Regions from separate parts of the Homo sapiens genome. Here region 2 is linked to region 1. The links are chromatin loops, found by intact Hi-C in ENCODE. Cell type or tissue: endothelial cell of umbilical vein. All regions are shown on one strand. Each heading gives the region's core, and the rest is flanking DNA. Links, peaks and the distances in the headings are about the cores only. Region 1 overlaps NRXN3 (neurexin 3). Region 2 overlaps NRXN3 (neurexin 3).

Evidence for each region. A loop is a pair of places that touch in the nucleus more often than their neighbours do. Peaks named below come from ENCODE experiments on the same cell type or tissue, not always from the same donor. Only the 100,000 strongest peaks of a DNase experiment are listed, where the experiment ranks them.
Region 2: a loop joins it to region 1, with 8 times the contacts of the local background. A loop is called at or near these places in 2 of 110 quality-filtered maps.

The regions. Positions count from the first base shown.
Region 1 is chr14:78,913,953-78,929,669 of GRCh38, reverse strand. The region is part of intron 10 of NRXN3 (neurexin 3); the gene reads right to left. Among named protein-coding and RNA genes, the nearest start is that of NRXN3-AS1, 150 kb to the left of the region's middle. In endothelial cell of umbilical vein, for the core only: no CTCF peak of the experiment used is centred there; a DNase peak (open chromatin) is centred at 7,609; H3K27ac peaks cover 2,500 bases.
Region 2 is chr14:78,965,776-78,981,492 of GRCh38, reverse strand. It overlaps NRXN3 (neurexin 3), which reads right to left. Exons shown (of 21, transcript NM_001330195.2): 12 at 15,087-15,468; 13 at 14,095-14,285; 14 at 13,147-13,320. Among named protein-coding and RNA genes, the nearest start is that of NRXN3-AS1, 100 kb to the left of the region's middle. In endothelial cell of umbilical vein, for the core only: no CTCF peak of the experiment used is centred there; a DNase peak (open chromatin) is centred at 6,592; H3K27ac peaks cover 2,116 bases.

The DNA of each region.
Region 1 (15,717 bases), core at 6,409-8,908:
GACACATGCATGTGTATGTTCACTGAAGCACTGTACGATAGCAAAGTCATGGAATCAACCCAAATGCCCATTAACGATAGACTTGATAAAGCATATGCACCATGGAATACTATGCAGCCATAAAAAAGAATGAGATCGTGTCCTTTACAGGATCATGGATGGAGCTAGAGGCCATTATCCTTAGCAAACTAATGCAGGAACAGAAAACTGAATACTGCATGTTCTCACTTATAAGTGGGAGCTAAATTATGTGAACATATGAATAAATAGAGGGGAACAACACACACTGGGGCCTTTTGGAGGGTAGAGGGTGGGAGGAGGAAGAGGATCAGGAAAAATAACTAATGGGTACTAGGCTTAATTATTGGGTGATGAAATAATCTGTATAACAAACCTCCATGACATAAGTTTATCTATATAAAAAACATGCACATGTACCCCTGAACTCAAAATAAAAATTAAATAAAGGGCTAATATCCAGAATCTACAAAGAACTTAAACAAATTTACAAGAAAAAATCAAACAACCACTTCAAAAAGTGGGCGAAGGATATGAACAGACACTTCTCAAAAGAAGACATTTATGCAGCCAAAAAACACATGAAAAAATGCTCGTCATCACTGGGCATCAGAGAAATGCAAATCAAGACCACAGTGAGATACCATCTCATACCAGTTAGAATGGAGATCATTAAAAATTCAGGAAATAACAGATGCTGGAGAGGATGTGGAGAGATAGGAATGCTTTTACACTGTTGGTGGGAGTGTAAACTAGTTCAACCATTGTGGAAGACAGTGTGGCAATTCCTCAATCTAGAACTAAAAATACCATTTGACCCAGCAATCCCATTACTGGGTATATACCCAAAGGATTATAAATCATGCTACTATAAAGACACATGCACACGTATGTTTATTGAGGCACTAATTCACAATAGCAAAGACTTGGAACCAACCCAAATGTCCAACAATGATAGACTGGATTCAGAAAATGTGGCACACAAACACCATGGAATACTATGCAGCCATAAAAAAGGATGAGTTCATGTCCTTTGTAGGGACATGGATGAAGCTGGAAACCATCATTCTGAGCAAACTATCGCAAGGACAAAAAACCAAACACCGCATGTTCTCACTCACAGGTTGGAATTGAACAATGAGAACACATGGACACAGGAAGGGGAACATCACACACCAGGGCCTGTTGTGGGGTGGGAGTAAGGGGGAGGGATAGAATTAGGAGATATACCTAATGTTAAATGACGAGTTACTGGGTGCGGCACACCAACATGGCACATGTATACATATGTAACAAACCTGCACATTGTGCACATGTACCCTAAAACTTAAAGTATTAAAAAAAAAATCCCTGTAAGTAATGAAGTCAGAATTTGCAGGAGGAAGTCCTGCTCTAAAATCTGTAACTACCTTTGCCTGGGGTTCCTCCTAAAACAAGACCTTGAGACAAGGATTTGGGAGCATGTCATTTATTTGGGGGAAGATCCCAGAGAGCAAATTGAGGAAGTGGGGCAGTGAGACAGAGAAGGGAGGAAAGCTGGTTAACAACCCCACTATTGCTGTGGACAACTGGGATTTGGTACCACCAGGGAGCCTCTGAGAGATTGTGGAATATGTCTGAGAATCATCTCCAAGGGACAAGGAAGCTGTTGTATTTATCTACAAATTCTAGCCCTCATGTCTTGAGCATGGGCAGATAAGCTCCCCCAGGCAGAGGACTCCCTCAGATATAGAGACTCAGGCAGGCACTCATTTGCAAACTGTCCAAAGGAGACCTTGAGATAGGCTGAGGCATGTAGAGATGACACTAACCATGGTGCCTTAACGACTGCACTGTCCTGTGTGGGGAAAAATGCACAAATATGAGCATTGGCAAGCTTAAGTTTGCATGCATCAAAGAAATAAATCAAGTTTCTCTCAGATAGGTAATCCTGCCTGCAAAGTACCTATGAAATCAATATCATAATGGTCTCAATCTTATAGATGAGGCACAAAAAGCTTAAATAACCCACATAGGATCATAAAATGCATGAGCAGCATAGGTAAAATACAGACCCAGAAATTCTGCTCAAGAGCCAAAACTCTCAACACTGTATGAAGTAATGGTAAGTACCATGTAATATATCTGCTGAAGCTGCCAGCGCTGTTTCAGCCGAGGTCAGCATTCACTTTCTTCCCTGTCATCCCTGGTGCTCTATGAGGCTACTGTGGTTGCCACTGTCACTGCACTCTCTAATTGCAGGAAAAACATTCCCTCCTTTCTGCTCTGAGGAAACCCTCCTCCTTACGCTTGTTCCCCAAGGCAGCCTCAGAATTACCAAGTTACAGAATGTTCTGTAGGACTCAGGAATCAGGATTCTGAGTGCCATGGGGAAAAGCATTGTCAGAGGCAGCTGGAATGTGGGCTCCATAAGGAAAGACTTAGTCTACCTTGTTGATCAGCACCCAACAGAGTGCTTGGCATATAGTCGGAATTCTGAAAAAAACTTTTTTTTTTTTTTTGAGGGTCTCACTCCAACACTTAGGCCGGAGTGCAGTGGCACAATCACGACTCACTGAAGCCTCAACCTCCTGGGCTCAAGAGATCCTCCCACTTCAGCCTCCAGAGTAGCTGAGACTACAGGAGTGCATCACCACATTTGGCATATATATATTATATATATATATAAAAATATATTATATATTATATATATATTATATATATTATATATATATATAAATATATTATATATTATATATATATTATATATATTATATATATATATAAATATATTATATATTATATATATATTATATATATAATATATTATATATTTATATAAATTATATATAATATATAATATATATAAATATATAATATATAATATATTTTATATATATAATATATATAATATATATATAATATATAATATATATTTTATATTATATATAATTATATAATATATAATATATATTTTATATATATTACATAATATATAATTATATATATAATAAATATATATATTATATATAAATATATATTATATATAAATATACATTATATATATATATATAATTTTGTATTTTATTTTATTTTTAGAGACAAGGTTTCACCATGTTGCCCAGGCTGGTCTTGAACTCTTGGGCTCAAGTGATGAACCTACCTTGGCCTCTCAAAGTGCTGGCATTACAGGTGTGAGCCACTGCACTTGGCCAAAATTATGTTATCAATGAACACTAATTACAGTATTTATTCACTGTTTTGCTTTCCACAGTTTCAGTCCAAAAATATTAAATGGAATATTCCAGAAATATATAAGAGAGAAAGACCACATTCACATAACTTTCATTACAGGATTATTTTTACAGTTGTTCTATTTTTTTAATTACTGTTGTTGAACTCTTACTCTGCCTAATTTATAAATTAAACTTTATCATAGGTATATGTAGGAAAAACACAGTGTATATAGGGTTTGGTGCTGGCTGTGGTTTCAGGCTTCCACTGGGGGTCTTGGAAGGTATCTCTCATGAATAGGTGGGAACTACTGTACCTATTAAAAAGAACACTTCATTTGGAGTCAAAAAGAGGTAGGTTCCAATTTCAACTTTTCCACTTATTCTGTGGTCTTGGGAGTTTCCTCAGCTGTAAAAGGGGAATTATAACAACTGTAATAATTATAATTTTTATGTTTATTGAATAGTCCCTATGTAAACAAAATACTTCAGTGAGTTTTACATAATATAATTATCCCATTAATCCTCTCTACAATGGGCGACTATTGTTGTGCCCTTTTCAGAGAAGAAGCAGCAGATTTCTGGAGTGTATATTTCTCCTTAAGGTCACACAGCTAGGAAAGGGAGGAGTCTGTGCTGGTAACAATGGTGCTACTGCCCTCCTTGGCGGGTTTTTATGAGGACTGGCCTCGTACTTAGCATATAGAGATGGCTCCATGCGGAAGCTGTGAATCATCTCATTGGTTCGGCCCCTTTCAATAACTATATTTAAATCCTGGAGGTCATTCAAGATCATTTCTCAAGATTCAGTGCACCAAGCCCCTTTGTCAACTATAATTGGCACGTTCCTTTCAGAGGGGTCACCTGTGTTGACATAGGGAGGGTTTGGCAAAAACACCAATCCAGAATAGAAGTAAAAGAGCTGCACAATCACATTTAACTAGTATGTTTTCACATTATTTTATTTTCCTAGTTTTGCACATGTGTAAATAATCTCCCTATGCATGTGTGAATTTTGAAGTGTACCATGGCAAGTGTAGTGTTATAAGGCAAAAGCTGAGCTTTTATTTTCTTCGTATATCAGTGTTCATACAAGAAGAATGTAATAAATGTTCTCCATGGCCCACTGCACCTAGGGCATACATTGTTTCTCACTAGAAACCACTATAAAAATTTACTTCATTTTGTAGCTTTTTCTGCTCTAAACTCTATAGGTTGCTTAACAATTGATTTCTAGACAGACTTTCACAGCTTATAGGAATATTATCTCTGTTGAAATATTTCCTCTTTTAAAAGACAACCTAACAGATCCAGATAGGATTGAGAGCTTGTCAGAACGCTCAAATGAGTCAGCTGATTGTAAACACGGCTCTCCGTCTAATGAAATCTGAAGTTAAACATTGAGTCTTCTTGTTTGCCATTGCTATTGGAATTATAAAGATGAAGATGTGCCAGAGGTTCTTGCTTGTGAATACTCACACTCAGCTCTGAACTCTTTCGGAAGGGTGCTCCTGTTCCTCTTCAGTAGGTTGACAAAAACAATCAGAACTGTGTGACTCAATTCCCCCCTATTTCTGAGACTCAATTTATTTGAAGCTTCTAGGGTCTAAACAATCCCTTTTGGATTGCGTACCAGCAGCATCTGATTTTAACAAGAGTTATTTCACTTCTAGAAATTACATCAAGTTCTGTTCTCTAGCCTGAAAACTTTTAAATTTCAAATCTTTAGACTTTACAGGATGACGTATTTTACTGCTTTACTTTTTTTTGAAATTACTAGGCTAAAATTTTTTAGAAAAGACTTTTAAGAAAGGCAATGGTTTGTTATCATCAAGGAGATGAAGCAATAATTTATTGAGCACAGCCCATGTTCAGAATAGAAATAATGTTTCTACTCTGACAATAGGCCATGAAGAAAACTGGAAGAGTGGGGGTTAAATCCTGAGGCTCTGTAGTAAGATGGGCCCAGTTCAAATCCTGGTGTCTGTATTTTATGTCAGTGGGAGCTTAGGGATGTCTCTTATCATCTCTTCTTCATTTAAAATACAATAGGGCTTATGATATCTATTTTACATGGTTGTTTGGGTGTTATCGGGTTTGCACATAAACTACTTAAGATAAAACCTGGCACTTACTAAGCCCATAATAATTGTTCACTACTATACTCACACGTATTAAAGTTTTTTTGTTTGTTTGTTTTTTGAGACAGAGTGCCCAGGCTGGAGTGCAATGGCACGATCTCGGCTCACTGCAACCTCCACCTCCAGGGTTCAAGTGATTCTCCTGCCTCAGCCTCCCAAGTAGCTGGGATTATAGGCGTGTGCCACCACGCCCTGCTAATTTTTTGTATTTGGTAGAGATGGTGTTTCACCATATTGGTCAGGCTGGTCTCGAACTCCTGGCCTCAGGTGATCCACCCGCCTCAGCCTCCCAAAGTGCTGGGATTATAGGCATGAGCCACCATGCCCAGCCGTATTAATGGTCTTAATAAGGAATCTCAAAAAATACCTTAGAATAACCTTACAGAAATATAGGACAATTAGATTATCAATGGGTTGAAGAAGAAAAGTCAAAAAGAGCAGGTTAAGGAATTAATGTCAACCCAGTTGGAAGATTATAGTAGCATTCCTACTCTAACAGTACCTTCTTCCCAAGGCTGCCATGAACATTAAGCAATACAAAGCTTATAAAAGCCTTAGCACAGTATCTGTTGTACAATAAATGCTCAGGCACACGCACAGATCAAATAACTTGAAGGAAGGAAACATAGCAAAGCAAGATCTCCACCAAAGATACTGGATGTTCTACCTCTTGGCATTTCCTTAATTCCTCAATTCTCTTCTGTCTTGTGGGAGCAGGAGCATTGATTAGAGAATGGCATCTTTGTGAACCTGTTCACTAATATACAAAATAGCACATCAAAGCCATTCTCTCTAAGTGAAATCTCAACCTCTCTGTGATGCCACTAAAAGGTGAAACAACTTAAATCCTTCAAAAGCCTTAAAAGAAGATAAGAAGGTAGTTTGCCAACCTCCTTTTTTCATTTCTATGCTGTTATGTTTAGTGCATCGAACATACTCAAACCTTCAAAGCAGCTGTTCAGAAGATAAACTGCCTCATTCAACATGAAGAACAGGAAATGTAAAAATGTATTCTCTCTCTCTTTTTCTTTCTGTAGCTAGCCTGAGGGCAAAGAGATGTACAACAAAAAGTGTTGGCAGGATATTCAATGTATTTCACTGAGTCAAGCAATAGGGTGTGCTCAACCATGAGAAGGTGCTTGTGGGCTCGAGGCAGCACTCAAGGCCAAAGGCTATTCCTTTGAAGAGATCCTCAGAGAAAGAGGGGTCCAGAAAAACCTGACCGCCTGTCCCTAGAAAGTCACATACTACATAGGCAGCAATCATCACATCAACAGTAAATGAAGCAGACTGGAATAAGACTGAGACACCTTTCCCCCAAGGCGAAGGCACCACTTAGTGGAAACCCACGGGAAAAAATGCTGCTGTGACAATGTCTGCAAAACTTCCATTCACATGAAAGACGCTAAAGAACACTATTATTATTTTTTTAATTTTATTTTGGGGTCTGGGATACATGTACAGGACATGCAGGTTTGTTACATAGGTAAACATGTGCCATGGTGATGTGCTGCACCTATCAACCCATCACCTAGGTATTAAGCCCCACATGCATTAGCTATTTATCCTGATGCTCTCCCTCCCCCTGCTCCCCTCCACCTACAGGCCCCAGTGTATGTGATGTTCCCCTCCCTGTGTCCATGTGTTCTCATTGTTCAGCTCCCATTTATGAGTGAGAACATGTGGCGTTTGGTTTTCTGTTCCTGAAGAACACTATTATTTACTGGAGAAGTCAGCTGAATAATAATATAGCATATTCAAAGTCCCTTATACCATCTGCATCTAAATTGGACGAAGGCCCATACACAGCGTAAACTTGATCTGACAAACAGCCATATTCAACATACTCTGATACACATTTTTTTCTGTTTTGTGACCTTACCCTCAAAATAGAAAAGATATTTTAGAAACTATAACAATAATTCAAAAAGTTCTCAAAGAAAGATAAGAACTATATTCTATACCTAATTATATTCTGGGAAGTTCAAAATGTTTGAACCACAGACTGGAGCATCTTGTTTTATTCACAAGCTCGGTCCAGTTGGACTGAATCTCATTATGACTGTTAATGTTTTAATAGAGGAAAGTGTTCACTCTAAAGGTATAGAATATCCATATAGGACGATAAAATATTCTTGAAGCATTCTGCCTTATTTGGAGAAAAGAAAACCTCAGCATTCTTACATGCTGTAGTCATATGGAAAGGAAGTGATTTGTAAGTTGATAGCGAAATCACCAGGGTTACAACTTCAGCAGCAATAAATAACTTCCTACTTAGAGATGTGGAGAAGTCAAGGAGGATGAGATAAACCAGAACAAAAGGAATATGATGTGAACATTTCTGACAAATATGTTTCCTCAAGGATTATTTTAGGGAAGTGGTTTTTTAAGGAAATGTTAAGATTTCTGCAAGAAACTCATACTACAAATCTCCTAAATGCAAAATTCAAAGAACAAAGTAAGCAATATCAAATAGTCCCATATACAACTAGTATAAACTTAATAATTCATTGATTTATATGTTTGTCTAGGAATTTAAAATTTCATGTATCCATTAATCCATGTGGGCATCATTTTATGCATGTATTTTTGTCCATGAGCTGTATAACCTAGATGACAATCTAACATAGAATTTCAAGGCATCTTCTCTGACTAATCTTTCCTGGTTCCTCCACCTAGCACCCTATCCTGTGCTTTGATAAGAATAATGTGCCAATCTTTGACCATCACCATGTCAAAAAGATGAGACTTAAAGTGATTTAGGTGATTAGAAATTCAGTGTTGACTTCTCCATTTTTCCCGTCCATTCCACACCCAGCACCTCCTTCCTCCTCCCAGTTTACTAATTGATGTTATTCATATATGGAGGTAAGTGTTTCTGTGAATCAAGTTCATGTTTTATTTATCTTTGTTTCAGTTTTACTAACTTCTCTAGACTGATCTTCATTTCAATGAGTTTGCCTAACTTGAAGTTTCATGAGGACAAGGACTGTGTCTGCTCCATTAACCACTGTATCCCCCGTGCCTTGCACCAAGCTCAGCATATGGCTGTGTGTAGTGTAACAACAACAAAAAAATCTTTCTCCCAGCTTCCTGGCACAAAGCTCCTAAAATCTTCTGAAGGAATAGTCTTCTATTTAAGATCCCTAATGAAATAACTCATGGGGGAGAAAAGGGTAGCTTTTTGCTTTAGGATGAGGACTGATTACATTAAAAACTACTGGATTAGAGGAACAGAACTGAAGGTCCCCGTCCCTGACATCTGGGTTGGAGAGAAGGGCTGGAGATTGAGTTCAATCACCAATGGGCAATGTATAATCAATCATGTCTACCTTAATGAATCCTGGACACAAAACTCTAAAAGATGGGGTTTGAGGATCTTCCAGATTGGTGAACATATCATCATGCTGGCAGGGCAGTGTGCCAGGAGAGGGCATCTATGCTCTGGGTCCTCTTCCTCATGTTTTGTCCAATACATCTCTTCAATTTGGCTGTTCCTAAGTTGAATCCTTTATAATAAACCAATAATTGCAAATAAAGAACATGTCGTGGTTCTGTGAGTGGCTCTACTGAATTATGGAAACTGAGGGGTGGAGGGGGTCATGAGAACCCCCAATTTGTGGTCAGCTGCACAAAACTGTGGGTAGCCCGAGCACTCCATGTACAGTGTCTGGTGTCTAGAGTAGCAGAAGTCTTGTGAGACTGAGTCCTTAACCTGGGGGATCTGTGCTAACTCCAGGTAGTATCAGAATTGAATAAAATTGTTGGGCACCCAGTTGGTGTCAGAGAATTGGAGAAGTGGTTGTCAGAAAAGAAATACAGTGTTCAATGCTTTCTGTTGAATAAATCATTGTTTGAATAAGTGATTTAATACAGAAAATCAAAATTTATACTTTTTTCAAGTAAAACTAAAATAAAAATTTCCAGTATTTTCCGGGGTGTTTTAAGATTTCACTTCCCACTTTTTTGATATTTGATGTAGCCATTGACTTGCTTCGATCAAGGTGACTGGCATCACCTCTGGGCAGAAGTGTTAGGGATCACTGCACAGTTCACCAGTCTGTCTTTTCCTCTACCACTGTGGCAGGCCAGGCTCTAGATTGTGGCTGCTCCATCAGCGTGAGTCTCTGAGTGGGGACGACATGAGACAGAGCTCCAGGTACACCAAAGATAGGATGTAAGGTGGATGAGAAGTAAACGTTGTTGTTTTAAGCTGTAAGACATGCTGATTGTTGCCACAGAAGATCATTAGCTATCCTAATTGATAAAGAAAATTTCAACTTCTTTATTTCATCTTTTTAGTGTAGAATGCTATGCTACAAATAATTGTAAGCGTATATTGCCATTTTCAGAGAATGGCATACCTTCAGATTGAGTAAATTAGATGATGACTGTGACGTGCTTAGCACTGTGACTGAAATATAATAAGTGCTTAATAAAATAACATTATTACTGTTAATTTTGAAAGCTTCAAATAAAAATTGTGTAATGTCAATTGATTAAAAAATTATATTTTTAAAGATATTCTAATGACCATTATAGTAATAAGGCCAAATAAGTTATGTTCAATATGTGTTCACATATATGACTTTGAACAAGTCACTTAACATCTTCAATTTGTTTGCTCATCTATAAAACATGCATTAGAAAATCTCCATTATGAAAACTAAATGAGATATGTAGAAGTAGTAAACTCTAAAGCATTTTTTGACTATGATGAAAACAGAAGAACAGGGTTGCTGTCATTTATGGTGTCCATCCAGCAAAATTCATAGGGGTTGTTTTATCCCAATTCAGCTTAAATGACCATTTGATATTTTAGAACAAAATATTTACCTAAACTCCAATTCTTCTCCACTTGTGTAATTTGATAATAACTACTCATTTCTTTCCTTGGAAAATAGATATTGAAAATAATTGCCAAGGTTAGGTAAATTGACACACGATCAATATAAGATGCTTAGTGTTTTGGTGCCATATTTCAACAACTGTATCCTAAAAGGTCTAAACTGTTATAAATTGAAAAAAGCAACACCATACTCAGGTAATTAGCCAATTATCTGTAATACACAGAATTACAGATATTAGCAATGGATGGAAATTTAGAAGTCATTTATTTCAATCCCAAATAGGTCAAAAGTTTTAGAAGAAAAATATTCTAGTGATGGAAAACAAATAGTTCATCTGTTCTATGTGAAACAAGTGTGTCTCATATAACAGATATTGAGAAAGACATATAAAAAATTTTAATACTAGTTTACCAATTATATTTGGGATCACATGCTTTCTCTTGGTGGAAATCATGTGTATTCATATTCTCAATGCTTACATAGTCATGCTTCACGTAACGATGAGGAAATATTCTAAGAAATGCATCATTGGGTGATTTCATCTTTGTGTGAACATTATAGAGCATACTTACACAAACCTGGATGGTGTAACCTCTACACACCTGAACTATATGGTATGCTCCTAGGCTACAAACCTGTGCAGCTTGTGATTGTACTGAATACTGCAGGCAACTGTTACACAATAGTAAATATTTGTGTACCTACACATAAAAAATATACAGTAAAAATACAGTATTGCAATCTTTGGGACATTCATTGTATATGTGGCCTGTCAAGAACTGAGTTCCTAAGTAGAAAATGAAATCAAGAGAAAAAATATGGATCAGCTCAATTCTGAAGGAAGGGCCTTTTTATGGTACTTGCATGCTCAGCAGTTCATTTTACGCTCTTTAGTCATAATATTCTATCTTTGCCTTAAACTGATCTCAGACAGTCTAAAGTTTAAGGCATATATCTCAGCGTTTATTACTTATACAAACCCCAACGTGTCATGGTTACTTCTGCCCAAGGTCTCTGTTCTGTTCTTCCACATAAAATATTTTTCTGTTTGTTTCATTATTCGTTTTATTATGAAATGACCAGAATTTAGCTTTTCCTAGCTTTTTTCCTAACACAGATATTTCTTTTCTCTCTCTCTCTCTTTTTTTTTTTTTTTTTTTTTTGAGATGGAGTTTCGCTCTTGTTGCCCACGCTGGAGTGCAATGGCGTGATCTCGGCCTACTGCAACCTCTGCCTCCCAGGTTCAAGCGATTCTCCCGCCTCAGCCTCCTGAATAGCTGGGATTACGGGCATGCGCCACCACGCCCGGCTAATTTTGTATTTTTAGTAGAGACGAGGTTTCTCCATGTTTGTCAGGCTTGTCTTGAACTCTCCACCTCAGGTGATCTGCCTGCCTTGGCCTCCCAAAGTGCTGGGATTACAGGCGTGAGCTACCATGCCTGGCCTTTTTTTTTTTTTTTCATTTTTTTATTTTTTTATTTTTTTTATTTTTGCAAAATCACATATCTAGAAAATATTCAGGTTGTTTAAGATAACTATCACTTTTACATTACTCCTAGATTGACTTTGTAATGTACATTAGGAGAATATCTCCTATGAAGAGCATCCCACCAAGTCAGGTGGAGGCCCTCAAATCTGTGTTTTCACACTTAGGTTTCTGGATTTCTGAAGAGCGGATGAGCCTTCCTCATATACCTCCATGTTCAACTCCTCATTCCCCCAGTTTTGTCTATCACCTGTGCACAAAGGACAGTCATTCCTGGGTGCTCCAGGTCAGGATCCTACCACTCCACTCCAGATCTTGGCACCAACACTCTTCTACACCTTCTTTCATCAGCAGCTCAAGACTGTTACACACAGACTCTGTTTAAATGGCTATAGATGCCTGACACCTAAATAATGACTTCTCACAAGAATTCTTAATATAGTCCTTTATATAAGGCTATATATAGTCCTCTGTATAAGGCTTCTTTCCTTTTTTTAACTTTAATTTTCGGTTTAAGGGTACATGTGCAGGTCTGTTGTATAGGTGAACTCCTATCATAGGATTTGTTGCACAGATCAGTTAATCACCAAGGTAATAACCCTAGTATCCAATAGTTATTTTTTCTGCTCCTCTTTCTCCTTCTACCATCCCTCCTGAAGTAAGCCCCAGTGTTTTTTGTTCCCTTCTAAAAAGCTTCTTTCTGTTTTATATCATGACCTTCATACTATACCTGGAAACAGTATACCTTTTTATCCCTCTTTTCTTAGAAATTGGGTTTAAGTGCTTCTTATCCAGTTAATCGAATATTCTTACGGTCTCTTCCAGGCTTAATGAGGTGTTGTGGGCTGAATTCTGTCCCTCCAAACACTCGTATGTTGAAATCTAAACCCCAATACCACAGAGGCTTACCATATTTGAAGATAGGGTCTTTAAGAAGTAATTCAATTAAAATTATGGCATGAGGGCGGACCCTAGTCCAATATGACTGGCGTCCTTATAAGAAGAGGAAACTTGGACACAGACATGTTCAGCAGGAAGACAATGTAAAGAAACAGGGAGAAGACAGCCATCTAAAAGCCAAGAAGAAAGTTCTGGAACAGATCCTTCTCTCACAGCCCTCAAAAGGCACCAACTCAGCCAGGACCTTGATTTGGGAGGTCCACCCTGCAGAACTGCGAGGAAATAAATTTCTATTGTTTAAGTCACCCAGTCCAGGGTACTTTGTGAAGGCAGCCCTTGTAAACTAGTACGTGAGGTATGCTCTATCACCTGCTGTGCTTCCACCAATTAGAATAAAACTCAAATTCCCCACCACATGTACATGGCTGAACATGAACTAGCCTCTCCTTATGTCTCGGACCTCATCTCCCAAGCCCCCCTGGTTTTGTATTCTCCATCCAAACAGGTCTTCTCTAACAGAAGGACTCCCACAAAGGGCTTTTGGGATTCCCTCTCCCTGGAGCACTCCTGCCATGGAGCTTCCCATAGCTGGCTGTTTGTATTCAGGACTCAGCCCAAAGTCCTCACCTCGGACAAGCTTCTGTGACCTACCATCTAAAAGTAGTTATCCCTTCTACCAAAACTCTGCATTAACTGTCTTGGTTTATTTCTTTGGAACATTTTTCTAGCAGAGAAACTCATCACTAGCTTTAGCACCCAGTTTGCACCATAAATTAGTACAATTATAACCCCTTTATGCAGGAAAACAGGTATCATTAGGTTGACCATATGTTTGGGTTTCCCCAGACTGCTTTAATTTATACCCATTCCAGTGTAATTATTAATAGTGCCCCTTTTTGTGATAAAAACAGTCCCAGTTTCGACAGTAAGTAATGTAAAATATATTCTCAAGGCTATCACAATTTTTGAGCTATTTTCTGTACTAGATGATACACCTGGACAAGACACTCAAGACTCCCAAGATGAGAATTTCTCCCAAGACACAAGAGTGTCTTATCTTGGAATTCTTGAGTATCTTCTTATAGGGACATTCTCTTCTTACAAAGACACCAGTCGTATTGAATTACAGTCTGCACTAATGCCATAATTTTAATTGAATTACTCCTTAAAGACTCTATTTTCAAGACACTCTCTTGAGTGTCTTGTCTTGGGAGTCTTGAGTATCTTGTCAAGGTGTATCATCTAAGTTCTGTGAATCACTGCTTTCATATACTGAAAAGGCCACATAATTTTACCCCTCTGTATCTTGGCACATGGAATTTCTTCCCTGAGACCCACCTTTCTTTTCTCCAACCCCAGATGCTGGCCCTCCCCATCATCCATCAAGAAGCTGCACAGAGGGTAACTCTGATCTGAATCTTTCAGTGAGAATTAAGCAATCCTGTCTGCCTATCACATTACAGTGCTATTTATTTCTATATATTTTCCATTTGACTGTGGGCTTCTTAAGGGCAAGAACTGTGTTTCATTTATATTTGTATCTCCAGTATCTAGAATATTTCTCATAACCTCATTGACACTGAACACTGAATAAATGGTACTAAACAGAAAATTGAATACTATTTCTTTGACTTCTCTAAACTCTTGTTCCCTCTGTTTTTGTTTGCTTGCTTGTTTTTTTTCTGTGTGGTTTTTTTTTTTTTTTTTTTTTTTTTTTGCTTCACACGTAGAAAGATGTTTGGGAAACGTAGTTCATTCATTTATATAGTAATAAAATATATTAAATACCAGTGTTTTATAAACCACACAGTACTCCATATATAGAAACTCTAAAATTGAAAACTCAATCCTTGACTTTTCCCTCTATTTTTATTCTCACCTCTTTAATTATCTACACACGCACATACCACTGACAATGGAAGGCAATTTATTGAGCCTCAGGGTCATCTTTCACAACTAGCCCTTAGGCAAAAACATCTCTTTCTGAGATTTCCTTTTCCATTAATTAAATTACCACTCAGGTACTATCTCAATATCTTTGAATTTTTATTTGCTTTCTCCTCTATTACTGGACATTCTGCTAAGTTGTACCATTTGTTCCAATCAAATGGAACAGAGAAAGAGGCTTACTTGAACAAATTATCCCCCCTCCTTCCCCTTATTGCTTGCTTGTTTTGTGTCAACCACTCCCAAATGATGTTCCTGCACCTCCCGTTGCCCCCTTCATTCCATTTTCCACACAGTAGCCAGGGTGATCTTTTCAAAACTGAAGACAGATCGTGTCACTCTTCTTCCCAGTTATTCCTGAGAGTAGAACCCAAAGTCCTCAAAATGGCCTACAGGACAATTCAGGATCTGCTCCTCTGCCACTTTTCTAGTCTCATCTCTTACTTTGCTTTAGCCACACGACCTCTTTGTTGTTTCTCAAACATACCAGGCTCCTAACTAAGCTCCATTATACTTTCTGCTTCCTCTGTTTGCAATGCTTTTCCTGCAGACACCTGTATCACTCATTCCTACCCATCTTTCCTCAAATGCCACCTTCTCACTCAGGCAATCTTTTACATCATTCGTTAAAGTAGTAAACCTTGGTCCTCCTCACCCTGACATACCCTATCCTTTTTCTTTGGTTATTTTCTCCCCAACGAACTTATCACCACCTGTTATACAATTTTAATTTCTGATGTATTTACTGTCTATATCCTCCATTAGAATGTATGTTCCAAGAGTGCAGGTATTTTTGTTTCTTTTGTTCATAGTTATACCCTCAGCTTCCTTGGACAATGCTTAGCACATATTTGGAGCCCAGAATACATTGATTCAATTGATGGATGCAATCATCTTCCTTTCCTTCTAATTTCCCTCACCAATCCATGCACACACAGGAGATGGACTAATAAATGAGGTGTTGGTTGGAGACCTGGTAGTAAGTAGAGTGTGAACTGTAATCATGGGTGGGAAATCACAGCAAATGAAGAGGGTCCAGTTTGGATTTCACAAATCCAAAGATGTCCAAGTTTCTTTCTTGGCTCAGATCAGTTCAAGAAGTGTTCAGAGACTCCGGCACAGAACTGGGAATAGGACTGGGATGTGTCAGTCCAGGCAGAGTC
Region 2 (15,717 bases), core at 5,098-7,597, 53 kb before region 1:
AGTAAACTGAGACACAGAAAAGTTGCATAATTTTCCCCAAAATCCATAGGTGGCAAGTGAGAGGGTGAGGTCTCAAACCCAAGCTTGCTAATTGTGCAGCCCACTCACCTAACCTCTCACGGATGTGTGTAAGCCAGAGTGGGGAATGTGCATGTGTGGTGTCATTGGATTAATAAGAGTAACTTAAGGTATTTCTGACCTACAACTGGGAAAAGATGACGTCTTGATGTAAGGATTTGTTTTTGTTTTTTACAAGGAAAACTTTCAAATACCATTTCAATTCAGTTAAACAGGAAGATCTCATTTTGTCCAATTTTATGAACAGAAATCTGTATCAAATGTTACGTTTATAAGCATGACAGACAATTCTGGGGACTTAATAATCATAATTTTTCATAAAACACTCTTCCAAACCAACATAAAATTCCAGACATTCTAAGACAGCACAAATTTGTTTAATTACATATTTATGAAGTCTTTTTTTATCATTGTCATTATTAATTATTAATATCTTAAAACATCCAAAGGCCTTAGGAAGTTCCTGTATAGGAATGGTATAAGTTATTTTTGCTCTTGATATGTGAATAACTCTCACGAAAATAGTCACATATCCCTTTGAGAAAAGATGGTGACTTTCTTTGTATACTACAGAAAGTGACAAGACAACAGAAATGTGTCTGGAAAGACTGAATAAGATGTCAATGGTGTTAGTACTTTGGTTTCTAATTTCCAGCCCTGCTTTTGGTTTGCTGGAAAACATGAAATTGCATCTCATTCCCTTATCATTTTATTTATCAGATAATTCTGATGGCTGCCAAAATTTCCTATCATTTTTCTTGATGGTGGGATTGTTCTTCTCATTAAGAATTGTCTGATACAACCATTTTATGCCTGTTACTGCTCTAATCCACCCTTACAGCACGTGTACACTGATTTAGTCAATTCCTCTTCATGGCCTAGAAAACCAAAGTTGATAGAGTATTTTTTATTGTTTGTAGGTCCTTGAAATAGACTTTCTTCCTAAAGCTCACAACACTAGTATCAGAATGCACTTTCCCTCTGTTATTGCCCAAATAAGACTTAACCAAACCTATGTCTCAAACACCCCAATTTGAAATTCATAAATAGTGCTAAAGCAGCACCACCTGGTTCTAGCCAGACAAGAAGTGGGTGGAGAAATGTAGGGTGCAGCAGGCAGAGGGTAAGGGAGAAAAGGAGAAGTGACAGGCCTGGAGGCCATATCAAGTTTGTCTTCTCAATGTCCATTCCTTTAGAGGGCCAAGGCTGGTGACCCAGGAGTGGGGACCAGGTGAGGCTGATCTATCAACATTCACTAACTTTAATCACAAGGAGTGAAGGGCTTAAGTCAAAGGGCTTAGACTCTATCGGTGTAACCTAAATGTGAAGTTATCATAGTAGAATTCCGTGTTAACCAAAGGGTTTGCCTGTCCCAACAAACCACAGCTTCCATGGGAAGGAGCATTATAAGAGTTGCTGATATTGTTGGCTGTGTCCCCACCCAAATCTCATCTTGAATTGTAGCTCCCTTAATTCCCACATGTTGTGGGAGGGGCCCGGTGGGAGGTAATTGAATCATGGGGGTAGGTCTTTCCCATGCTGTTCTCACGATAGTGAATAAGTCTCATGAGATCTGATGGGTTTATAAAGGGGAGTTCCCCTACACAAGTTCTCTCTTGCCTGCCTCCATGTAAGACGTGACTTTGCTCCTCGTTTGCCTTCTGCCATGATTGTGAGGCCTGCCCAGCCACATGGAACTATGAGTACATTAAGTCTCTTTTTCTTTATAAATTACTCAGTCTTGGGTATATTTTTATTAGCAGCATGAGAACAGAATAATACATGCCATGAACTGTCTAAAGAGATCTTCCAACTTTAGTTTAATTTTCTACCCCTGGTAAGTGCCTAATCTTTCTACTTTCACATTTTAAAATTTACATTGTTTTATAGGAAAAAAATGAGTGAACAGTAGTTGGGTGGAAGGAAAAAAGTACAGAAAAAAGATGAATATACATAGATTTATGTATATGTGTGTGTATTTATATAAGTCTCATATAAATAAGTCTATAGAAACCCTACAGGGAAATTTTTGAAAATGCAAATGGATTATGAAAGACTCTTACTGCCTACCTGAGCAATCTATAGTCTCGACTGCTAAAATATAAAAATTAAAGAGTTGAGAGTCTTCAGGAGAATGTGATGGTTAATTTTATGTGTCAAAATGACTGAGGTAAGGGATGCCCAGATACCTGGTCATTATATATAATAATAATGAAATATTATTTCCAGGTATGTCTTTGAGGGTATTTACAAATGAGATTAGCATTTTAACTGGTGAAGAGAATAAAGCAGATGGTCCCCAGTGTGAGTAGGCATCATCCAATCTGTTGTGGTCCTATTCTGAATAGAAGAAAAAGGCAGAGGAAGGAGGAATTCGCTTTCTTTGCTTGAGGTGAGATAGCCATATTCTCTAGCCCTCAGACATTGGACACTTGTGCTCCTGGTTCTTGGGCTTTTCGAATCAGAGCAGAACTTACACTATCATGCCACTTCTGCCCCTGCCACCCCCATTCCCAGGGCTTTAGAATCCAACTGTTTTATTCTCCAGCATACAGACAGCGGACTGTGGAGTTTCTTGGCCTCCATAATCATGTGAGCCAATTCCTATTTTTATACATATGTATATAAATAATATATATTTTATATAATATATTATATATAAGATGTATATATCTAAATAATATATATTTTATATATTATATATAAGATGCATATATCCTATATATGATATATATGATACCTCTCTGGAGAACCCTAACTAATACAGAGGGTATTCCTGATAATAAGGATAGCCTATTTACTTAGCTGAATATATGTCTTGGACCCTTCAGCAAAGCTACTTCCATAGCTTTCAGAGTATTTCTAAATTTACAGTGTTGAGTCCCCTTGGCTTTTCTGAAGAGAGTCATTTACAGACAACATAAGATCTATTCATTTTAACTGGAGGAAGCCAAATTCACTTATATTTAGCTTTAAAATAAGAAAGCAATGATCACTTAAAAATGTCAAGTGAATCCACTGAGACGCGAATACTCTAGGTCACATTTTATAGAACATAAGGCAATGCCAGAGAATAGGGTCCTAAATCTTATTATAAAATCTCATTGTCAGAGAGACCTAAGGGTGGCTGTATTCCCAAGATCATGCTTTTTGTCTTGAAGTCAGGACCTATGCCTTACCAAAGCTAAGCAAGGCATCAAAACCACTCTTCTCAAGCATGTTCAGATGCTTATGGCTTCCTCTTCTCAAACAGAGGTTTTAAAAAGGTCACATGATTAGAGTGATCAGTGAAAAAGACAAAGAATAAAATCTAACATTTGGAGCAGTTTCACTAACACCCTTTTCTCTTCAACCACTTCAACCCTCTCATAATACGTTGGGTATAAAATTGGTTATGGCCATGGATGGGAATTGGTTGACTGAGATGGCTTCATGGTATCTTTATCCCCAGTGGCCTTTTATTGGTGATATATCACTAGTAAATGTTTAACAACCAGCACCCCAGGAAAAGGAAAATAAAACTGATTTGTAACATGTGTTGGTTTTATTAGTACTCCCCTCATAGCCAATTTCAAGCCATAACATGTTGCCTCATGTAAACTGGCTTACAAAATTCCTAGAAATTCCTGTGCCAGTGCCAGCTCTAGCACAGCACTGCTCTTGATGGTCAATGATCTAAAAAGAATAATTACAGCTTAAGAGTAAAGTGATTTACCCACAGCACCTTCCATGACAGTAGAGAGGTGGGAGTTGATACTTGCTGCAGGTAGGGTATTTGTAAGAGTGAGAGGATGGCTGGTAGCATGAAGCCTTCTTCCTCAACCCACCCTATTTTCATGGGATGCCTGGGTCACAAAGGTCAAATAACTCTTTTCAAAGTGATACACAATCCCTCATAAGTCAATGATTCTTTAGAAAATGTAAACTGAGGAGTCTGTCTGCTTTTCCTTGTTTTCTAGGCACTGATGTAGGGGTCTGCTGGGGCAGTGGAATATACTTTAAAAGAGAGAGAGAAGGAGTTTCAAAGCCCAGTCTCAACAACAACAAAAAAAGAGGTAATTTAAAATACTTTGCTCTAACATTGTGCAAATATTATCTAGAACTTTTCGAAATGGTGTTGATATGAAAACCATCTACCATAAAGTCAGCATGGAGGACACTCTCAGATACTCTCTGGTCATCTATGTACTCTTTCTGCTTTGGAAATAAGCAAACCCAGACTCACACCATACGGCATAATAGGCGAAAGGTCATGGGCTTTAAAATCCAGTTTAATCACTTACTAGTAATGTGACCTTGGGCTGGTGATATTAAACTCTAAACCTCAGTGTCCCCATCTGTATAAGGGAGATATGTATTTCTACTGCATCATATGGTGTGAAGATTAAATGAAAGAACATATGCAAGACCTATAAAGTCACCTATGAAACAGACAACAGTATCTATCAGCTAAGGTTGTAGTCACAATGGAGATACAACCTGCCAAGTCCTTAGTGTATGCCTTCATCAAGGAGACTCTCAATAAAGATCATCAGCAATTCTGCTAGAAAGGACAATAATCAGGTTTCCTCCTCCCACTTAAGTTGGGTGTACAGTTGATGAGGAGTCCAGAAACAAGATGCATTTTGGTAGTGTGCCACACTGACACAGTTGTGTTGTACGCCTCTCTCGTATAATGTGGAGGAAAAGGACACAAGAACAATAATGGGAAGTTCACTGCAATTTATGTCTCTCTTATTATTTTCCACAATAGAAAGCATTTTGAGGAACTTATAGTAGGTCAAGTACTATATTTTATAACAAAAAATACAATGGAGAATGTGATACAATCTTCAGTTTCGGAGAAAATGAGGTGGAGGACAATATTCATCATAGTAAAGACAGTTGGGGAATTAAAATTTCCTTTACCTAACTAAAGGTGTTTGACTAATTCTAACTCTGTTCTAAAATGCCTTTAAAGAATCTTGAGATTTCCAAGGCATCTGAACCCAATACATTGATTGACTTTCTCAAAATAGCCAGCACTTAGCACCCAGATCCAATGGATCCTGGATCCCCTGACCACGTGTTCACCATCTGGGCAGAGGGACACCTTACATTTCTAGAAAAAAAGTCATTAAACATCAGAAATAAAACCTGCTAAGAGAAGTTATAATTAAAGATGGAATAGGAAGATTCTAATTAATCACCTAATACAAAAAAGAGTTATTCTTTTATTTCTCATAATTTATGTCATCTGCCTCACACCAAACAGGTCAATCTTAATATTTCTTTTATAGTTCTGCAGCTCCTTTCTTCCATGAATAGGCTTTTAGGAAATCTCTTCCTTTCCACTAATACCCTTCTTAAAAACAAAAAGGAATTAGAAAGTTACTTCTGAATGTTCTGTAGAAGCTGTCATTCTGTCCAAGGTACACTGATACAAAGACTGCACTGCTCAGCAAGGCAACCTCCCTCCCGTGGATCACAGGAGTACCGTGGAGAGCTCCTGTCTCCTGTGTTGACCTAGAGAGATGTAGATTCTGGCCTGAAACCAGGAAAGTCGGTAAACTTCTTTCTTGATATCTTTTGTCATAATGTGAAAATACATGTGCTACTAACCAGAATAACAGTGTAGCAGTGGAGAGGGTGTGTGCAGCAAACAGGAGAAAGAGTTCACTTTCTTTCTTGCTCTTTGAGGTTTCATGTGAAAGGGAAACTTGTTTACCTCCTTGACCAAGTCAAGTAACAGGCACTGGGGGCATGTCTCTTCCCTCTGTCTTGGAATATGCTGCTTCACTCCTGAATCTGCTCTCTGTTTCTAGTTTCTGTCTGCATCATCCTTTCTCCATTCTAGTGTCAGAGTGATCCTGATAAAATGAAAATCCAACCCAAATCTCTGTCCTCCTCACAGCATCCTTGGGATAAAGTCCAACTCCTTACAGGAAAAGTCTGTCATTACCTGTCTCTATCCTACCACTCCCATTTCATGTGCTATCATATCCCCCCACACACATTATTTCAGCCACATTGAGCTTCTTGTAGATTCCCAATTAAGCCAAGCTCTCGAATGTGCTTCCATCGTTCATCCATCTAAAACATACTTGTCCTTCAGACTCAGCTCAAACTCTGTCTGAGAAGATATCCCCTGAGCACTCCCCATGACCACCATGACCCTACACGATCCAGTGTGTTCCTTCATGCTCACATGGCAGGACGCATGTCTCTAGGATAGGAGTTTTCACTTTGCATTGTAATTATTGGCTGATCATCTGTGGAATTCTTTGAAGTTAGAGACTGCATCTCATCTGCAGTATCCTAGCATCCCCAGTACCTAGTCCCTGATACACAGGCATAGCTGACACTAACTTCCTGTTAAATTCAACAACACATTCACTGGAGAAGTTAAAAATTTTTAAATAAAAAATAAAACACTACCCCAACCACACAATAACAAGAGGACTTAAGCTGTTGACTCATCTAGACTCATTACGTCACTTCTTACACCTCATTGTTATATTTCCTTCTGAATACATTTTTGTCTAGGCTTCCAACTGCCTCATTTCCTTGTCATATATCTTCACTACCCTTCATACTTCATGGTAATTAGTACTATCTATACTCACAGGTTGTAGCTGAAAAAGCCAGCTTGTGAGTAATAGTCCACACCCCAATGTTAGGAAACAAAAAACTAAAAGCTTTTCCTATAAAACAGGGAAAGAGTAAGACGGCCCCAAATAATCGAAAAAAAAAGCAGCTCCTGCCACAAACAAAGAGACTGTCAAGTCATTACAAGAATGGAGGAAAGTTCGTGCCAATAAAGTAATAATGTTAAAACCATATTGATGCCTAGACAGCTTCCATAAAAGGAAACATCAATATATTCCAAACCACTATGTCCCTAAATCTGTATCTACGCTTTGGTAAACAATTTACTTTAGGCATAGAAATCAATGACTCACTTCTCCCTACAAACCATTATTCCTTTGGATGAGAACTTTCAGATTATTTTGCCATGTCCAGATTTTCTAGGTGAGAGAATATGCTAAGCTCTGGGAATTCAAAATCCATATAGTTCTTACCCTGCGTGATAGTAAAGTCAGGGAAGAGATGTAGTTGTCTAGTTTAATCCGCTAAATCCAGTCCTAAGGAGCTTCAATCTCCTTGGATTGTCTTGCATTCAGATTGAGTCCTGCCCCCTTCTCTCTCTCTTCCATTTACAGAGAAATACATAGTGGATCTTTCTTGACAATTAAACATAATGTCTAAAACAACAGTATTGCCACAAGGGCCCTCTATACTTTGAAACTGAAAGCTATTGTAAAGCTTCCTCTGACTTTAAGTCCTAACTAGTGTATATTCTTTTATTTAATTTAAATATATATTAAAATATATGTGAATCTGCTAAGAGGCGATAAAGAAAAACAAAGTTATGGTAAAATAGTGACAGAGTCTTCATTGGTGGATGTATTCTGGATAGATAGGCGCTTGTACTGGTTAGCTACATGGCATATAACAAGAAAGTCACAGCAAAGTCAATGATCTTTTTAGATGAAAAGTAATTTTTTGAACGTTACCTTTGCCTTAACTACTTCTAACAATTTGGACTGACTGCAAACTCAGCAGAGGTCATGAGGCTCAGTCTCCTGCTTGACAATCAGCCAAAAGACACCTAAAATGCTTGTTCCTCCCTTGTTATTCTGAGACATAGCAGCATGGCACCATAGGATCAGTGGGCCATTACTGACTTTGTAAGATGCCTCTTTGAATAGTGGATGAAGTAGTTTCTGCAATAGATATTCACTAACATCTCACATGTGGTATTTTATAGGGTATTCAGGATTAAAATGACAGATCATCTTCTTCCTCAAGAGTACTTTTTTCCTGCGATCACAAAACAGGAAATTAAAGTGCTCAACCAAAATCCCCAATAGAAAATATAAATCTCTGAAACATTTTAATGACATTAGTGTCTCCCAAATGCCCAGAAATATTTAAAACTTTAAAACTAGTTAAGAGAAAATGACATTCTCTTTCATAAAGCCCAAGTACTTAAATGTCCTGCTCCAGGAAATGACCTCCCTGATCCAGAAAATAATAACTTAAGGCATAAGGGCTGGCCTTGGCCTTTTTTTTCCTTCCAAGTTCTTTTTTCTATGTATGGTGAATAAATTAAGAGGAGCCAACCCCTCCATGGCAACTACTTGGAGAGGTATTTATCATTTCCAGAGTAAATTAATATGTTTATGTATAGTCACGGTATGGGATGCTGTCAAACCTCTTTGGTACCCCCCAAAATGGAATCATGTTTCTTCCCCCATGAGGTCTCCTCTTGATAGCTATTTTTCATGCATTGATCTGGGTTATCTGTCACCCTTTCAGAAGAACACAGGGTTCAGCCACCTCCCCACAATTGCTGCTGTCCAAGAGGTGTGACAGCTTGAAGATCTCTAAAGAAAAGATACCAAGGGTTACACAGGGCATCTTTCAGTCCAAAGTGGTAATGGGAACAAGAACCTTCTCTACCTTGCAGGTCAGCTTTGGTCAACGCAACTTTGTTAGCAAAAGAACAGAAAAAGCGAAAACAATAACCAGAGGTTAGTAAGAGGTAGAATAAACCAGGATAACATTACAGAAATGAAAACGCAATCTGCATAACCATCACTCAGACAGACAATTGAAATGCTCTACAGGTTCACCAGAGACAGCAAAGATGGGGTTGGGGAGTAGGGCAGAGGGGGACGCGCAGACCAGGGACAGAGCCGGCCTCCTCAGAGCCAAGTCAGCAGAGCAGGGCAGGGGCGCATCAGACTTGACAAAGCACAGGCAACGGGCAACAAGGGCAACAAGAGCTTTCTCACATCCACACAGCCAACCTCAGGGAGTGCACGGTCAGACTGAAAGACACGTGTGTGCAATCAGATGGAGCCCATAGAAATACTTCTAAACATTAGGAGTTCAGCATGAAAGAGTCACTCGAGTGCACCCCTTGTGCCCTCTTGCAAATGCCACCCAGGAATTTGGCACTGGAATTAGACATTTGGATCACGGTGATTTGGGAACACCAAAAAGCTCAATTTGTTTAATTTTAAAAATATATCCAAACCCAAATAGTTGCAGGCAAAAGGGCACCAGACTAATGTCATTTTTATTTATTCGTGCCAGTTTCAAAACAAAGCACGTGTATTTCTTTCAGATGTTTATCATCTGCAATTGTGAAACCACATTTCTAGCTGATCATGCCTTGGCCTCTGCAGCAAAGCTGGCCTCAATATAGGAAGATACATTTACCAGCCACATATTAAATCAGGTATGATTTTTTTTAAAACCCTAGCTTAAATTGAGAGGTATCAAGTTACAACTAAATGTTGACTAGGAGTTGCCCAGAAATTGCACTTAATATCTAAATTATACACTTTGCATCTATCAGAGACATAAAATCAAATACTAGTTTCAAGATTTTTTTCTTTTTTGCTACTCATACTTGAGAGCTGAAGAGTACTAAATTAGCAAGTTTTTAAATAATTTTGCTACCACTTTGGGAGGCCGAGGTGGGTGGATCACCTGAGATCAAGAGGTCGAGACCAGCCTGGCCAACATGGTAAAACCCCATCTCTACTAAAAACACAAAAATTAGCCAGGTATGGTGGTGGGCACCTGTAATCCCAGCTACTTGGGAGGCTGAGGCAGCAGATTCGCTTGAAGCTGGGAGGTGGAGGTTGCAGTGAGCCGAGATCACGCCACTGCACTCCAGCCTGGGCAACAAGAGCGAAACTCCGTCTCACTCACTCACTCACTCAATCAATAAAATAAATAAAAATAATTTTGGACTCTTTTGCCTTTTATTTTACCTGCTGTCATGGGTCTGATATAATAGGGAAGGTAACACATTTACTACCTAGGGATCTTAAAGTGTCATTGTCAATGACTTTGATGGAAACATATATTAAATGTAGATAGATACAGATACTTATCTATCTGTGTGTGTGTGTGTATATATATATATATATGTTTATCTGTGTATTCTAGATTTGCTAGAATAAAACATATCTTGAAGAGATTCTGGTCTTAGTTCTTAGTTATAAAACCTCATCCCCTACTTGTTTACTGTTCTATGTAAAAGAAATGATAAATTAAGAAATTTGTTCTGTTTCCTGTGGTCCTCATACTACCTAATGCTCAAAGGCCTTCTTGGGGGTCTCATGCTCTACACAAGAGATTCAGAATAAAAATGATGCCTTTTTGCAGTGTCTCCAGTGTTTTGTGCTCTCCCTTTACCTCCCCACCATCTTACACAGAACCCTAAAATGCTCCTGGGATCTCTTGCAAGGGCTTATTCACAGTGGTACAAACTTCCAATGACAGTAATTTATGCCTTAACCCATTTTGGGCCATTTTTCCTGGCCACTTAGGCTAATTATCCAAGTCATTTGTGTACAATCAACAAGGACTTTCTTCCCTCAGCACTCACCCTCCACTTCATCCCACCCAGCGGGGTAGGCATAATGCTCAGTGGGTAACCGTTGTAATTATCTCCATGGCAATAGAGTGCAGTGCTATTAGGCTCATGGGACTCACCATAGATTCAGATGGTGGAGCCATCAAGCCACAATATCCGGCTTTGAACAATCAACCATACTCAGAGGAAGGTCGGAGCTCTCTGTAATGCATGTGATGAGTAATGCCAAACTGCACATAGAGCTGTAGATAGGGATAGGGACATTTTCCCCAACTCGTTATGTAATTTCTTTTTGCTGATGCTCTTACTGCTTCTCTTAAAACTCTCTTAAGTGAGGTCATTCTCCCTTTATATTATACATTTTAGTACCCTTTTATAAAGCTTAGACCTCCTTTTAATCCAATACTATAGCTTTATTTATTTACACCTTAATTTTTGTATTCTGTATACCTGTACTACCAATACAGTAGCCATTGACATGTGTATTGAGCACTTTAAATGCATGTAGCCCCTGGGTTGAGGTGTGCTGCAAGTATAAAATACAAACTCAAGTTTAGAGGCTTAATGTGAAAAAAAGTGCAAAATATTGATAATTTTATCTCTATTACATTCTGAAATAATATTTTGGGTATATTTAGTTAAATTGAATAAAATACAAAATTAAAATAAATTTGACCTGTTACTTTATACCTTTTTAAAATGTAGCTACTAGGAAATTTATAATTGCATGTGTTACATATATCTATTGGAAAACACTGACATAGAGTTAATGGATGATTCCTGTTAACTTTTAAATCTGAAGAACTGATGGCATAATAAAAATTCTGTAACATTTGACCAGTATCTTACGCTTTCTAATATGTGCTCTTATATTGTGATTTGACTTCATATGATTAATTATTCCAGGATAAATGGAATTACTGCCATTCTACAATCTTCTAAACACTATATACAATTTAATTCCAAATGCTACGTCTATTCCAGGATTGCCCTTTAATACACAAAAGAACTAAAAGCAAGCCAAGGAGACAAAAATCCCTGATTGAATGAAATTGTTCATTTCTAGGAGCAAAGTGGCTGCTTTAAGGGCTTAGTGATTCCCAACCTCCTGTCCCTTTATACACACACACACACACACACACACACACACACACACACACACTACATAGTACAAACACCATATTTGGCCAAGACAATTTAAGAAATATTTCTGGATAAAGGAAAAATGGAGTGGGTTATAGGAATGAACATTCCTATTACTAGTGCAAAATACAAAAATAACTCTTAGGCAAAGGGAAACAATTTCCATAACTCCAAGTCAGCCTGATAAGCTGACAGGAAGCTTTTATAAATGTGTGCTTTACGATGATGAGCTAACCCAGATGGAAGCTGTTTAAGAACAGAAGCGATACATGAAGTTGAACACAGAAGTGGAATGAACAGATTTGATGTGGTAAATTAACAACTGATACAAGGAAACACAATATATTGCGCAAACACAGGACCATAAGGCTCAACCAAAAGGCTCAAAAAGAAAAAAAGGAAATAATTACATAGATCCTTGGTCAGGCAACTTCTTTGCCTTTCAAGTTAGGTAACAGTCACGTTTTCAGCCAACCCAAGACTACTAGGGAAGGCTGAATGTGTTCACTTCTGCCATCTGCTGGTTAAAACTAGATTGTTTACACTGCAAAGAATTGTTGGATTCAGGAAGACCTGTAAAATTCATTTAGTATCTCAAGAGACAGTGGATCATCTACAGGAACAGGCTGAGCATGGTTTGTTGTGCTGCATGGGTAGACATGCAGTATTATTAGATGTTTGACATAAAATAATATTTGTAAACAATAAGCCTACCATTTATCGAGTACCTACTACATACCAGGCATTTTATGTGTATTTCTGATCTCCTTACATTCAAGGTAAGTTTTATTGCCCTGTTTTATAGGTAAGAAAGATATAGCTTACAGAAGTTACATCACCTTCCAAATGTCACATAGCTAACAAGAGCTACTACCTGGAGCTGAATCCAGGTATTTCTAATATCAAAGCCCATAATGTTCCAATATACCACACTAAAGAACTGCCTAGCAATGCCTGATAATTAGTAAGTACTTAGTAAATGTTAGTTCCCTTCCATCATCATGGCATTTGGACATCGTTTTCCTATTGCCTGCTAGATTTGCATTAAATAATGCAGTCACTATCAGCCAAAATAAGAAACATTTTATTAATTAGTGACATCTACATAAAATCTCTGGTTTTCCCCTCATCATGTATTAAAGTATAAATAAAAGTCTCCAGTGCTGTTTCAGCCATTCTGGAAGCCAAGGTACACATTGAAAGAAGCCTGATGTCAATGCCAGGGAAGTTTTTTATTTTATTTTATTTTTATTGGCAAGTATGTGATACTCAGAAAACATCTGCCAACATACATTCCTGGAGCCTGTGGCACATGTCTTGACATACTAAACCAGTGACAAGAGAACACTGATGGTGATGCAATGTCACGTGGCAAATGAGAATGAGACAGGACTGGTCAACTGAGGAAGGAGGCAGTGGCAGAGGCAGCAAAGAGGCTTGGTGCTTGCAACAAGGCTGTAGCTTAACAAGAAAAAAATAGGTTGTACCTTCACAGCCACGCTCGATCTGTCCGCTCCGATGAAGAGCATCATTGATGAGGTCTGGCAGGCGTCCATTCAAGTCCACTGATGCTAGACAGCCCTGAAAGCCATCTCGAGAGGCCACGAGCTTTGGGAGGTTGCTGTACATGCCTTGGGCCAGACCAGCCATATAGAGATCACCTGGAAAGGAAAGTAATTAGCAAAAGAGAATGAGTAAAGGATGTGGTGACCATGTCAACTAGTTTGATACACTTGAGATAATTCATCAGATAAGGAATAAGATAGCTGGGGGGGGGGGGGGGGGACAGCATAAATGAGATAAGCACCTGAGTTTCTACCCTGCAAAAAAAGGAAACCAATATTTATTATGTGTCATTCATTTTATATATACCATCTCAAAAATTTATTCATCATAGATGGAGTAAAGATTAACAATATTGTCAACAAAGCAAGCATTTATTGAGTGCTTTTTATGTGCTTGTTACCAATAATATGCTGAGGGATATACAGACATGCCATCAAAACTTCTCACGACCTATACAGAAACTAACAATTATTATCCTCATTTTGCAAAGAAAAGTAAATGTAAGCTGAACAAGGCTAAGACAGTTTACTGATGACACCAGACATTAAATGATTCAGCTGAAATTCCAAAGCCTATATTCCTTCCTCTGTATTACGGCCCTTCCCACACTTTGACACTCATCCTGTCATCTCTCAGCCCCCACAGCATGACATTCCCGAGGTTATCAGAGAAAATGAACCATTTCTTGATGAGTAGTCTAAGTAAAAACGGAAAAAATTGCATTACAGGATAATTCAACATTGTTAAAACAGGATATGGATGATGTATCAAAAATGCATGGCACTCTGAACCTGTGGTTTGCCTCTGGAAATAGTCTATCTATTGTAAGAAAAGCTCTATTAAAAACTAAATTTCTTTACAAGGTTTACCTTTCAAATCCAGATTTTTGGCACCATTGATAACCTGAGTGACCACTTTGGTGTCCACTTTCAGGCTATGAGTGTTACTATTGTCCCGAGTGATGACGACATTGTGCCACTGGTTGTCATTCAGGGGGCGGTCACTGTTGCCTTTGATCACATTGGGACCGTTTCCGAGGTCAAAAACGTAGTGTATATACCTAGGAAGAAAAAAAAAAAAAAACAATAATTGGAAAATCCCCGAAGTGGTTTAATGGCTATATGTGTGTAACTGACATAGTGGGCTTCAAATCCCCCATGCTAAACTGGCATAATGCAGGAATAATTTAAATCTTGATATGAGGTTACAAGAATAGTCAGATTTTATTCTATCATGCTTCACTATAATTCCATACTCATCGAGTCCACTTCATTAACACTACCTACTAATACTCTCCAGAGTCAAAGTAGCACAGGTTGTACACTACAAAACATAAGGGGGTGACTTTTAAATTCATCATCAACCATTAATCTGTTTTGGTTTTTGTTTTGGTTTTTTGTTTTGACTATTTTCTAATACATGGTAGTAAAATGTCTTGAGGAAAGGGCAGCTTCTAAAAACTTGCATATATGGGCTAATGGTAGGATTTAAAATATTTATGTTTCATCTTTTGGTATAAATTGGGTGGTTGTAGTTAGTAATACTCAAGAATTAGATGCAATACAAATCATAGCCCTCTTTTGCAAAAATAAGCTTTTCTTCAATAGTTTTAAAGGGCTACATTTCATAGGAAAAAGTCTGTTAGTGTTGAGTTAGTGGAAGACCTTTAAATTAAATCATGAGCCTCTCTCCTTTCCAGACCTAATAATTTTATGGATCCATTTAATCAAGGAAGATGCGAGAATGTGTCAGGAATGGAGGGTAGGGAGTAGAATAGACAAGTTATTTTTATGTCCATATTTTACGTAGAGCTTCAGTAGATTAAAGGTGTCCAACATAAGTCGTGATCCCTTCTACTTACCCCTTGACAAGCTCGACTGCAATGAAGTCATTGCCATCACCACTATTGAAGAGAATGAAGCCATCTGGTGAGGTGGTCTTGAACTGGAAGAAGAGGTGCATGGAGGTGTAAGCCTGAAGAGTGGCAAGGCTCAGGTAGCTGCTCTTGGTCTTAAAGGTGACAGGGTCAGCGATGATGTTCCTCAGTCCAAAACGAGCCTTCAGCTCACAATAATCAATGTCACCATTTTTGCACAAGTCAATGTAGAGAAGGCCATTAAACATGAGGCTCTGCAGATGGCCAATAAAGCTGGAGGGGACAACGGAGATGTAGCGTTTCTCAGTCATGATTCCCGTTTCAATGTTGTGGAACTCCAAACGGGTATGGTCTCCCACCATTGTACCTGTGAAAATTGTAAATGAGGTACAAACAGAAAAGTTACCATCATTTATCACAGCACCCTCAAGTATATTTTTTGGGTGTAACCTGTTTCCACACAGAATATTCAGCTTTCTTGGGTGAGTTCAAGAAAACCAAATATTCAATATGGTAGATACCTTACTTGGCCTCAATCAGGCATTGCCCAAATTACATGCTGTCACGCAGCTGCTCAGCACGGCTCATCATATAAGGGGAAATATGAGGTCATGAG